Regions from separate parts of the Homo sapiens genome. Here all the other regions are linked to region 3. A link is a contact called in ENCODE Hi-C or POLR2A ChIA-PET data. All regions are on one chromosome and are shown on one strand. The core of a region is the stretch at or near the end of the contact, and the rest is flanking DNA. Distances in the headings are between cores, read along the strand shown.

Region 1 (4,151 bases), core at 208-2,707, 270 kb after region 3:
GTTGCAGTGAGCCGTAGTCGCACCCCTGCACTCCAGCCTGAGCGGCAGACTGAGACCCTGTCTCAAAATAAAAACAAAAACAAACAAAAAGCACCTAAAACAAAATGACACCGAGTGATTAAACCAATGGACAATGATAAACTCAGGCAAATGCTAACAAAAATTAATTATGGATAGAAATACTGTCTTACTCCATTTTGTGCTGCTATAATAGAATATCCAAGACTGGATAATTTTTAAAGAACAGAGATTGACTTATTACAGTCCTAGAGGCTAGGAAATCCAAGGTTGAGAGGCCTGCATCTTGCAAAAATCTTCTGGCTGCCTCATACTGTGGTGGAAGGCAAAAGGGATAAAAAGAGAGCTGAGAGAGAGAAAGAGAAAGAGAGAGCGCCCAAGTGCAACAGGTTGAATTCACAGGCTTTTAGCCTTTTTGTAATTGGCATTAATTCATTTATGAGGATGGAGTCGTCATGACCTAAACACCTCTCATCATTAAGCCTCACCTACTAACACTGTTGCATTGAATATTACATTTCCAACATATGCTTTTTGGGGACACATTCAAACCATTACAAATACTAATATTGAACAAAGTAGAATAAATGATGAAGAAATTTTTCAGTGTCAAAGAAGGATACTTTATTATGCTAAAATGTACAATTCACCAACTACCCATAAGTTATAAGCCTTCATATCCTAAACAAGTCTTTGAAAGTTAGGGAAAAAAATGTGCTTTGTTAGGAAAGATAAATTGACACATTTAAGAGCTTTTAGCATACTTTTAAACTAAACTGTCATATCCAATTGTAAAATAATGTGAATGTAAGATATTTTGCTAAAGCAAATAATGATCTTATCAAATATTTATAAAATTGTGTACTCAACAAATAGTGAATGCATATTTTCCCAAACATAATGCATTAAACCACAAAGTAAAATTAAATAGAAATTAGAAACTACACGGGCTATATTCTCTCACCGGTATAAAACACATACATAGAAAAACAAAACAAAACTAAAATAAAACAAAACAAAACCTCACCAAAACAGTACTAACAAGAAAGCCTCCACTTGGAAACTTAAAAACATCTCACTAATTTTTGGGTTGAAAAGGAAATCAAAATTGCAATTCAAAGGAGTTATGTTTTTGCTAGGAATATGGAGGGAATTCAGTTCAGAATTCATTTCTCTATATAGTACAGCAAAGAGAATGAAAAAGAAAACCACACAAGAACCTCATTTTTAGTGAAACTAGGAAACAAAAAGTATGGTTACATCCCAAATTGCATGTCATTTGTGCTTAAAGCAACGGAGAGCAGAACTGGGCATAAGAAGCCAAAATGTTGCTGTGGCAACAGATGAAAGCGTGGAGGGAACTAGTGGTGCGGGATCTCGGAAAGGGCCCGAAAATATTCTCTCTCTAAGAGTAGAAGCCAGCCTAGGTTGGAGCTGTTGGCAGTTGGCCTGAGCTACAGTGAGGCCCAGATGCTGGGGAAGGCAGAAGAAGGCCCACATATTGGGGGAGCAGACTTTGTTTTGGAGGTTCCAAGGTGGCAGATAACAAAGGTTCCCTCTGGAATGCAGGGGGTCCTAACACCGTGGTAGAATCCTTGCTGAAATAGATTAAATTCCCCAAGTTGGAAAAAACATGGATGCAGCGTATTTTAAGATAAAGTTTACGTGTTAGTAATAAAGGATTGGTCCTTCGGTTGTAAAACCTGGGAGGTTACTATTGCCCATGTCTTCTCTCACCAACCCATCATCCCACCCCCATCCAATAGGAGTCTTCCACTAATATCTGGTCCAGGAATGCTCAATTTATTCAGAATAAGTAGGAAAAGAAATGGCACAGTTCCACATAAATATGCCATGAGAAAAAAATGTTTACAGAAAGCAGCAAGATTTCCCTCCAGAAGTAATGAAGCAACCTCAGCCATGAAGATCATGGAGCCAAAAGGATGACCTTCAGCAGAAGCAGTTACGAGCCAAAGAGGTCCAAGGGCACTGAGGGAGGAGCCAAGTGGTAAGGGCCACCTCTGGCTGGGATCCAGGGTGCCCAAGTGGGAAAATGAGCAAGCCAGAGAGTGCTTGGTCTAGGGATTAAGAAAAGCACACAGTAATAGGTTGGACACTAAATTTGAAAATGAACAGTGAGAAAAATGCTGTGGGGACCAGGATTGAAATGAAGTAACAGAACAATTAAAATTACATGATCCAGGGACAGAGACTTGAACTCATAAACAGGCCTGTGTTGCCCATTAGTCACAAGGGGAGCAGTGAGCCATTGTTAAAATGCCAAGGATTCCCAATGCAGTTTACTTGGAACTTTGCCCAGCGATGAAGGAGTCTGACTTGTCTTTTCTGTAATAGTTAGAATCAAAGAAAAATAAAGCACAGCTGGTGGGAGGGTGAGAAGCAAGCATCATGAACCACGGTCTAATTCAAGGATCAAACTGCTGTCCAGTTCTGGCAGATTTTGGATTGCAAGGGGAATAAAGCTGAGAGGCCATATTGGCACCTAGGCACAGTGAGGTGAGTCTGGCCACGCATTTAAGAAGCCCCTGCAAAATGATACAGGTGGTTACTAAAAACCACCTCTGGCCTCTGGAAAAAAAGAAATAGCATCTCCCGGATAAGAATATCTGGGTCTCACACCTATTGACCAGGTCGAGATAGGGTTCAGTTGGGGATGGGATATAATAAAAGGCATGGGTAAAGAAACTGGGCAGAGGCATAGTGCCTGCATGTTGGAGATTAAGGAGGGAATTCGGAACTCATTTTTCTATATATATTACAACAAAGGTTAAGTTTGGAGGTTAAGTAAGGATGCTGCAGCTCACTCATGGTTGCTTTTCCTTCAGAGTACTCATGCCTCGGCTTACCCAGGGGGACTCAAGGAGAGGAATGTGTGTGCGCATATCTATCTATCTATCTATCTATCTATCTATCTATCTATCTATCTATCCATCCATCCACCTTCTAATCTACCTAAATCAATCACTGTGTGTATCTATTCCAACCACAATGGACTCCTATCATTCAATTTCATTTAGTGGTACATCTCAGCCCAGTTTACAGAAAAGCTGTAAAGGGCTGTAAAAGGCTGTATGAGAACATAATCTGAAAAGCGTTGCTCAAAAGAGCATATTATATATTATTGGGCATTTATGAAGAAATTAGATCTCACACTGAGCTAGTTAATAAAGATTTATAATTACAAATGGGCTGCAGCATGTGATTCTGAACTTGACTATTTCCTTTTGCCCTTCAGTTTCAGACTATGATATGGATTATGATTCTCTACCACCCCCTAGTGGAAATTCATTCATTTCTTTTTAAGTCCTGCTTCTTCTAATCATTTAGTCTAAATGATTAGACTAAATGAGAAAATTACATAGTAAATATCTGGATTCACTCTTGTTATAAAAGGTTCAAACCGGCCGGGTGCAGTGGCTCACACCTGTAATCCCAGCACTTTGGGAGGCCAAGGCGGGCGGATCACAAGGTCAGGAGATTGAGACCATCCTGGTTAACACAGTGAAACCCCCGTCTCTACTAAAAACACAAAAAATTAGCCTTGCGTGGTGGCGGGCGCCTGTAGTCCCAGCTACTCGGGAGGCTGAGGCAGGAGAATGGCGTGAACCCAGGAGGCGGAGCTTGCAGTGAGCCAAGATTGTGCCACTGCACTCCAGCCTGGGCTACAGAGCAAGACTCCGTCTATAAAAAAAAAACAACAAGTTCAAACCATACAGAAGGGTACGGAGTAAAAGGTCTCCTTTGTTTCTCCCTCCTCCCCATTCCATTCTAGGTCCCAAAGGTAACTGTGTGTAGTTTGTGTTATACTAGGATATTTCCTGTGCTTTTACACATTCCAGGTATATGGCAGGAAAAATCCTGAGACATCAACTGAGGATTATTTTCCTCAGGCATCTTTCTACAACAGAGGCAGATAACGCATTTCCCCTCATGCCATGGGAGACAGACCACAGCAAAACAGCAATGACCAAAAGATTAAGATTTTTCATTTAAAATTTTACATTTGAAAACCATGGTAGGCCAGGTGTGATGGTCACATGCCTTTAACCATTTAGGAGGCTAAGGCAGGAAGATTGCTTGAGCCCAGGAGTTCAAGACCAGCCCGGACAACA
Region 2 (4,109 bases), core at 1,272-3,771, 290 kb before region 3:
GAAGGTGTCTATTGGTGAGAAAGCAAGGTACAATCTGAGGGGCTCCTGGAAAGATACAATTTTAAAAGTACACAAAAGGACTTCTGCTTAAATCATTCCAGCAATGAGAGAAAAAAGCTTAGAGCTTAGCCTCTGAATTACTTAAGCTGTAAATCAAATGTATCTCTAGGTGGAGACCAACTCCTTCAATTCCTCATGGAGACGGAATAAAACATTTACCACTGTCTTTTGCTCTAACTCTTCTCTCACTAAATAATTGAAAATCTGGTTTCCTTAATGGACATCACCACCACAAAAATGTCCACCATGGGCAAGTGATCAACTTAAGTATGAATGGCCTATAAACCACTTTCCTGCAGGGTTGGCTAGCCAAAACCTGGAGTGGGACGAGAAATTTGAGTTTCCACATCTGCCAGGCTGAGAGGCCCATATCTAAGAACAAGAGGTCCATAATGTATCTATTCTCTTGGCATGATTACAAGATCCATGACTGGTGTGCCATGGCAGTGAGGGAAAAGTATCCATCAGCAGCAGTGGTTATCTTGTTCTAGAAGCTAGTGTATAGCCTCAGCAGTCACTTGTAAGTCCAGTGGGCAGTGGCCCAGCCCTGGCCCTTGCATAGGTCCCGGTGGCGGAGAAAACAGGCATGGACTCGGAACCGACGGCCACAGTGGGGACAGGCATGCAGGGCTCCAGCATGGGTCTTCATGTGCTCTGTCAGATGGTGCTTCAGCTTGAAGCGCTTGTTGCAGATGCCACAGCCAAAAGGCCGAAGGCTGAAGGTCAGCATGATGTGCCGGTCACGCTTTGGCTTCACTGCAAACCGCTTCCCACACAGGCAACCAAAGCGTTTTCCATCTGCAGGGGGTGTCCCCCCTAGCTTCACAGGCCCATGCACGGCCTGGCCTGCTCCCCCAGGTCCTCCACCCCCTGACAGGATTTCATTCCCATGAAGATCCACTGGTTTCCAGGATGGACCCCCTCCCCCAGATGTTGGCCCTGGCCCTGAAGGCAACAAGAACCCTAGCTCCCCATTCCCTTCAGTGTCCCCTCCAGAAAACACTTTGGTTTCCTCCTTTGCTCCTCCAGGCTGAGTTCCGCTTCCTGATATCTCCTCCTTAGGCTCGAAGGGTTCCTGCTTAATGTAGAAGATTTTGGGGGGCAGTGCAGGAGGGGCAGGAAGCTCAAGTGGTGCACTCTCACCCTCTGGAAGCTTTCGGGGAGTAGCAGTCATGGGCAGTGGGTGGGGTCCATGAGGACGGGGAAAAACCCCTGATACTCTCTGGGGCTGAGGAGTCTGAGAGAGTGTGGCTGACCCCTGGTCCTCATCATCATCATCTTCCTCCTCCTCCTCTTCTTCTTCCACCTGAATTTGCAGCACTTCTCCCAGTTCACTTCCCTCCCCTCCCACAGGGCTCTCAGTGGAAGCAGGGCTTTCAGTAGAAGCAGAGGACTGTACTGGGGTCTGGAAAGGCGAAGAGCGAATGCACCAGCCTCCTGTAGAGGATGTAGTGGAAAGAAGGGCATGGTAGGAGTTTCCTCCACGGGCTGAAATTCCACCACCTGAAGTTTCTAATTCTCTAAGAATTTCTGAGCACTGATCTACTACCTGCCACATTTGAAGGCCACTGGCCACAAGGAGATGAGCAGGAAGAGCATCCAGTGGCAGGCGGAGACGCCCTGAATAAATGAGCTGGAGCAGCCCCTCGAAGGCATCGGCTTCAATGACACTCGGTAGAGTGAGACGAGGCGCATCCCCCAGAAGCAGCTTGTCATGGAAGTAAGGAGAGGCAGCAGCTAACACTGCTTTATGAGCCCTAAGTTCCCGGCCCTGCACCAGGAGGGACACATCACAGAACTTTCCCTCTAGCCTGTGGCGGTTCAGAGATTCCAGCAGAGACGAGCTATGCTGTGGGAACTCGATCTGGATTGTCCGTGGGGCTGGGTTGCAGGTCGGGGAGGCGGGTACAGGCGGCAAAGGTGTTGGGGTTTCCATGGCCTCCTCGAAGGTGACAAGAATTGGGAAGAGGAGAAGGGCTTGGGGGTAGACTCCACGCGGGATGAAGGCTGCAGAGGAAAAAGATGGAGGTCACAGAAGCCCTGGATAAAGGGAGCCACATCTTCTCAAACAACCCCCTCCCCACGAGCAATAACTGGAAACTTTTAAGTCAGTGGCGGTTTCTGCAAATCAGTCCCGCACACCAAGAAAGCAAAAACAAACAACAACAACAACCACCACCACTAAACACCAACAGGGGTTTTAACTTCCAGCCCCTGTGGAAGATAAGAAGGAGGTCCTTCAGCCACCAGCCTGCCTTCACCTGCCCAGAACAGCTCCTGCCCCGCCGCTCCGTTCCGCCTCACAGTGCCCACAGAGGTCTGCTCCCGGGAAGCCGCGGTCACCCGGACACCGCGAGTCCCGGCCCGATTGTCCTTCCCGCCGACACGCCCCCGCCGTTACACACGCGGCGCTGCCCTCGCAGTTACAGTGCCGCTACAGCTCCGTCCCAGACCGGAAGCCGCCGCCTCCCCGCCGGACACCGTCGCCAAGTGCGGCGGGCGGAGCTAGAGCCGTAGCCAATCGAGGAACGGCAGCCTACAAGCCTCGTGTTGATTGGCTACTGCAGACGAGGAGGGCGGTGCTAGTAGGAGGGCACAGGCCCAGGGTGTCCTCGCAACGGGCGTCCCGGGGAGCTGCTGAAGTCCTCCCCGCTGCAGAGGACCGAGAGGCAGGGCCCGGGAGAGAACAGCCCGGTCGGAGGGGGTGGGCCGTCAGCCGCCCCGGAAAGCTGCGTTTCCCGGTGATTAAGTGTAGCACCCGCCCCCGGTAGGTCCTGAGAGGGGCGAGATTAGTTGGGTACTTACCATGTGGGCCTGGCACTTGCCCACATCACTTTGTGTCTTCCCACCGGCCCTGCGAGGGTGGGGGTTGCCGTCCTCAGTTTCCAGGCGGGGGAAACGGGCTGGAAGCGTCACTCAGCTAATAGTAGTGGACCTGGGACTGGAACTCAGATTTGCTAAGGAACCAGGCAGGTTCTTTCCTGTTTTCTGCACGGGAGCATTTTAACCAGCAATTAAAGAAACCTTATTTCTAGGTAATTTTTAAAAGAGATAAATGTGGATATATACATGAACTCTTTTATCAGATAACGCCGCTGTTCCTGGCCTCGGACTAAGTGACACAGTGGTGAGGGGAGAGTTAGATTGGAGAAGTTTGGCCGGTGCAAAACTCCTGCTCTAAAATATAAAAAATCTCATTGGGAGGGGAGAGTGACATTCTATGAGGAGAGTGTGGCATCAGGTGGGGATATACGGTTTTCCTCTCAGGCTGTCAGCTTCCTTTCAGAAAGCAGATCTTACCACCGTACAGGTCTGGAGAGCCCTGCCTAAGAAAGTCGGCACAGCGATAAAAGAACAATCTCCGTTTATTAAACATGTTTTTTTCTGTTTCACCACACACTCCAGAAAAAAAGGAAATGGGGCTGGGAGTGGAGAAAAGGGGACAGTGAGGGGGGATAGATAAGGCTGGGAGTGGGGTGGGGAGGGAGAACGAGAAAACAAAATAAAACAGGTAGGAAGAGCAACTCCCTACCCTTGAGGTGGTGGGTGGGGAGGGAAGCAGAGGGGCGGGGGGGGAGGGGGCCAGGAAGCTCTGTACAGAAGGGTTGCCCCCAGCCCACACACACACACCCCGGATATGTACAGTACAAACCCCAGATAATTACAACAGCCAAAGAAGAGAGAAGGAAGGTTGGGGAGGGTCCAGGGGTAGGGCCTGAGGTGGGGAAAGGGCACAGGGATAAAATTTCACATATTTACAACTTTTATATAAGTATAAATTTGGCCCCGGCTGGGTGTATGTGTAGGGGGATGGGACTGAAGGGGAACTGTCCATACAAAAGAAAGAGGAGTAGAGTCTAGGAGAGTCTCAATACCAAACGCAAAAGGATGAAGGGGGCAAGGCTGGGTAGGGGACAGCAGTCAGGGAAGAGGGGGTGCCAAGGAGGGGCTTCTCCCCTCCCATGGCCTACCCACCCCAAACCCCATCCATCCTACCTCCCCTATCCCGCCAGAAAACTATGTACAGAGAAACACCGAAAAATCGTGGA
Region 3 (4,284 bases), core at 638-3,137:
TGAAGTGGTTGCCTGGACACCCCACGGGAGGAGTGGCATCTGGGGCTCTTGGCCCTCCCACCTGGAGCCTGTTACCCGTTAGAGAGCTGAGACCCTTATTTAAAACTCACCTCCCAATCACCCCAAACAAATGGAAGAGAAGAGAAAGGACATGGCGTATTTTGTATTTAAAAGTAATTGTATTAATTATTTAAAGTGTGGAAAGCAAAATAACAAAAAAGAGAAACGCCAACAAAAATCAGCAGATGTTGAAGACAGGGGTCTCGGGGGTGGGCTCCGGCACCCACATCCTGGAGTCAGGACTTTCCTCAGTGACTGTGTGTAGGGGGGTTTCAGGGCTGAACCCCACCTCCCTCCCACCTTCCTCCCACCTCACCTGTCGCACCCACTGTGAAAGTTGGAATATGTGGTCTCCCTGGCCTCAGGGCTCTGACTCTGCCAGGGTGGGGCTCTCTAACCCACAGGTGTTGGCTGCCTGGCCCATGTGCCCACTGTCTCTTCCACTTGGTCTGGGTTTGGCAGGCACTGCCTGCTACTTGAGGGCCAGGATGCTCCCCCAGGGAAGAAACGGAATAGTGTGGGGTGTGTGCAGGGCTGCATCCCGCAGATGGCTGGAATATTAAAATTCTTCTATATTGGCTGGTAAATTGCCATGGCCCTGAGCCACTGAGTATGTTCATTGCCACCCCTGTCCCTCCCCTGGGCACCCCTCACTTTCCCTGATCCTGCAATTAAAGGGTTAATGTGTGGCATATGGAAGGGACTCCCAGGACCCTGTGCCCAGCTTCCATGCTGACTGATGGTTAAATAATGTGATTGTCTCCTCCCAGGTGTCTGTGTCACTGCTTGTGTTGTTATTTCAGTCTCCCCCGACACCCATCTGATGCTTCCTCTTCCCAGCTAAGTGGTTACCAGAATTGTATGGCTTAATCCAGATACCCTGCAAGCCCTGTCCAGCTGGGGTGTCAGGGCCCAGAGTTTACAAAGCCTGGGTGACTAGCATAAAATTACAAACAATGCCCCAGGGACACCAGGTAGGGGTTTGGGGTCCCTATGGCTCCAGTTTCTGACACGGGTGTGCGATTGCTTCTGGGTGTGGGTGGGACGGTGCTACATAGCCCAGTCTAATCTCTGTAAATGGGGAGGCTGAGGCCCACTTCCAAGACATTTACTGCATCTGTACCTCTGGTCACCTTATCCCTCCCCATCAGCCTTGTGCTGTGCTGTCATGAAGACAGGGCTGTGGCCAAGCCCTCCACACTCACGTGTAGTCACGTGCATACTCGTTGAGTCTTTGTGTTGGGTGGAGTCGCACAGTCCCTGCCTGTGTCCCCCCACTCTTGACTGTCCCCCACTTCCCTAGCCTCCCTCTCCTGGGCACTCAGAAGCTCTGCTCCCTCCGGGTTAGGTGTCCAAGAAGTCCTCTCTTCCAAGGCTGGCCGCGCAGCCGGGACCCCCTAGCTGGTGCCCATGGGGCTTCACATTCCCAAGCAGTATTGCCTGGCTCCTGCCTGTCAGGGCGCTGCATTAAAACGTGTTCCAGGGCCTCATCCCAATTTCCTCTTCCTCAACCCTCTTCCTCGCGGGCGCCAGAATCAAGAGTGCGTGCCTTTGTGTCCCGGTTTCGCATCCGCGGCCTCGGGGCGGGCCTGGCAGGGCTGCCCTTCACCCCGAGCCCGAGCCCGGGTAGGCTGCGCCCCCGCCCCTCCTCCCCGTACTTCTTCCTCCCAGCGTGTCCCCGACAGCATCGGCTTGGCCGTCCCGGTCCCAACCCATTCTCGATCGCAGGAAGCCCCACGTGGGCGTCTAGACGGCCACTCTGGCCCGGGCGGGTGCGCGGAAAAACTTCTCGAGGGTGGAAGCCTCTCCTCGGCGCTGGCGCCTCCGCCTCTGCCGCCCCCTAGTGCCCGCGCTGAGAACGCGGCCCCGCACCGGGTCAGCTGAATAATCCCGGTCCCTCAGACGCCTCTCCCTTGTCACCCGCTGAACCCCCTGACCCCGAAGGCCGAATGGAGGAAGAAGCCCCTGATCTCATCTGTCAGGGGTCCGGTGGTGGATAGGTTTTCTGGGATCACCCATGCTCTCCATCTCAATATCCAAGGCCCAGGGGCTTCAGACACCCCCTTCCCTCCCTCTCAGGGTCACATTAAGAGAAGATCAGATCTAAATAGGTGCCCCCCATCTGTTTCTCCCGCACCCACTCCCAGCCTAGCCGGGCTGGAGTTGAGATTTCTTTGGCGCTCTTTCTGCAGCTGGAGCCAAACCCGCAGAGGTCGCCCCCCGAACAGCAAGAGGACTTTCCCAAAGGTCACGTTTGGTCAGATGCTCTGAGTTCCGAGGGCTTTTCTGCATGGAAACAATGCTGTACAGTCACTCGAATAACATTTATATACGGCGGCTAAGTCCCCAGGCCAATCCACAAAAGCCTATTTAATTACACAGTGCTGCCAACCAACCCCATCTAACAGTTTCACGAGGGAGTCTGTGCCAAGTTGCTGTTGAGGAGGCCAGGCCCACAGCCTTCTCTTGGCAGCTAACTTCTTCCTCCCCTCCAGAAAGCTAGAGCCAGGCTCTAAGGAAGGGTGGGAGGGGTTTAAGGGCAGGGCTGTAGAGGCGGGGTTTTGGGGTGGGGCTGGGTGTGAACAGGGCAAGTGCCCAGGCCTCTGGGCCTGTGGGTAGTGGCAGTGTCTCCATTGGCTGGTGGGCAATGGAGGCTTCTGGGTGGGGTGGGAGGAGATAGGGAAGAGAAAGGCAGAGGCTTTAGGGAACTACTTTGGGTTTGATTGGGGCAGAACATAAACTCTTGTTGGAGGGGCCAAATTCTGAAAAGTATTGACTGCTTATGGAAGGAGTTGAACTTGAACCCAAAAACTAAGAGTCATAGATGGTGTTTGAAAAGGCAAGTGATATGATGGAATTGTGCGCTGGCATGGTGGCGAAGGAGAGGAGGGTTTGGGATGGGGCGCACAGGGAGATCATGTTTTTTTTTGTTTTTTGAGACAGAGTCTCGCTCTGTCGCCCAGGCTGGAGTACAGTGGCGCCATCTCGGCTCACTGCAGCCCCTGCCTCCCAGGTTCAAGCAATTCTCCTGCCTCAGCCTCCCGGATAGCTGGGACTACAGGTGTGCACTGCCACGCCTGGCTAATTTTTGTATTTTTAATAGAGACGGGGTTTCCTCACGTTGGCCAGTATGGTCTTGATCTCTTGACCTCATGATCCTCCCGCCTCGGTCTCCCAACTGCTGGGGTTACAGGCGTGAGCCACCGCGTGGGAGATCATGTATAGAGGGAGGGCTGTGGGGTGGGTCCTCTGGCCTGTCACACCCTTGGAGCTGCTTTTCAGCTTTGGGCTTATATTTTTAGCATCTGTAACTTATGGTTAAAAAATAACTTGTGAAATAAAATAAAAATAACTTACAGACCACTTATATCACTGTACCTGGGAGCACCACATATCCTAGAAGGCCATGGGCTACACAGAGCTGTTCTTGCCCTCCCTTGGCTGTCTTGCATGCTGAGGTTTGTAGTTTTGAATGGACCAGGGCAGGTGGGGGTGGAGATGAGACAGAGGAGGGAGTGAGTCAAAACAAGGCTCTCAGCCTGGGCAACAAAGCAAAACTCCTTCTCTCTCTCTCTTTCTCTCTTTCTTTGAGACAGGGTCTCTGTCACTCAGGCTGGAGTGGAGTGGCAAGATCAAGGTTCACTGCAGCCTCGACCTCCGTGGGTTCCAGCCATCCTCCCACCTCAGCCTCCCGAGTAGCTGGGTCTCCAGGCATGTACCACTAGTTTTTGTATTTTTTGTAGAGATGGGATTTTGCCCTGTTTCCCAGGCTGGTCTAGAACTCCTGGGCTCAAGAGATCTGCCCATCTCGGCCTCCCAAAGTGCTGAGATTACAGGTATGAGCCATCACGCACGGCCCTTTTTCTCTACAAAAAAATAATTTAAAAATTAGCTGGGCATGGTGGCATGTGCCTGTAGTTGCAGCTACTCAGGAGACTCAGGCAGGAGGTTCACTTGAGCCCAGGAGTTTGAGGTTGCAGTGAGCTATGCTCTTGCCACTGCACTCCAGCCTGGGTGACAGAGAGATACCCCATCACAAACAGACAAACAAACAAACAAAGGGCTCCAGCTGCCTCAGAAATAAGTTTCTGTGTAGTAGCTGGTGGCCACCTTGTTTTGTGGTTGTTTAGCCCATTTTCCTGCAAGTGTGGTGTGGTCAGCAGGGAGCATCAGGGCCACACTGGAGCTTCTTTCTGTCGAGCTGTGCAGTTCACAGACTGTACA

Evidence for each region. A loop is a pair of places that touch in the nucleus more often than their neighbours do. ChIA-PET counts read pairs that join two places held with the same protein, here RNA polymerase II (POLR2A). Pooled maps may share reads with other maps.
Region 1: a loop to region 3 is called in a map of vagina, with 2.5 times the contacts of the local background. The contact joins two enhancer-like sites. A Hi-C loop is called at or near these places in 1 of 168 maps with a recorded cell type or tissue (vagina), 1 of 37 single-sample maps with no recorded cell type and 6 of 50 pooled maps. POLR2A ChIA-PET finds 5 or more read pairs at or near these places in 1 of 52 experiments (activated CD4-positive, alpha-beta T cell).
Region 2: a loop to region 3 is called in a pooled map, with 2.8 times the contacts of the local background. The contact joins the promoter of ZBTB9 here to the enhancer-like site in region 3. A Hi-C loop is called at or near these places in 2 of 50 pooled maps. POLR2A ChIA-PET finds 5 or more read pairs at or near these places in 3 of 52 experiments (CD8-positive, alpha-beta memory T cell, HCT116 and endothelial cell of umbilical vein).

Annotation. Positions count from the first base shown.
Region 1 is chr6:32,885,028-32,889,178 of GRCh38, reverse strand. No RefSeq gene overlaps it. Among named protein-coding and RNA genes, the nearest start is that of PSMB9, 33 kb to the right of the region's middle. Within about 2 kb of position 1,457, at least 5 of the 41 ENCODE cell types and tissues checked have a DNase peak (open chromatin) inside an H3K27ac peak, as active enhancers do.
Region 2 is chr6:33,452,988-33,457,096 of GRCh38, reverse strand. ZBTB9 (zinc finger and BTB domain containing 9) reads right to left here and starts at 2,521. Exons shown (of 2, transcript NM_152735.4): 1 at 2,322-2,521; 2 at 1-2,067. The coding sequence starts at 1,996. The coding sequence ends at 575. SYNGAP1 (synaptic Ras GTPase activating protein 1) reads right to left here. Exons shown (of 19, transcript NM_006772.3): 19 at 3,408-4,109. SYNGAP1-AS1 (SYNGAP1 antisense RNA 1) reads left to right here and starts at 2,692. Exons shown (of 3, transcript NR_174954.1): 1 at 2,692-2,827.
Region 3 is chr6:33,159,239-33,163,522 of GRCh38, reverse strand. COL11A2 (collagen type XI alpha 2 chain) reads left to right here. Exons shown (of 66, transcript NM_080680.3): 66 at 1-829. Among named protein-coding and RNA genes, the nearest start is that of HCG24, 18 kb to the right of the region's middle. Within about 2 kb of position 1,887, at least 11 of the 41 ENCODE cell types and tissues checked have a DNase peak (open chromatin) inside an H3K27ac peak, as active enhancers do; they include HCT116, where a contact is called at or near this core.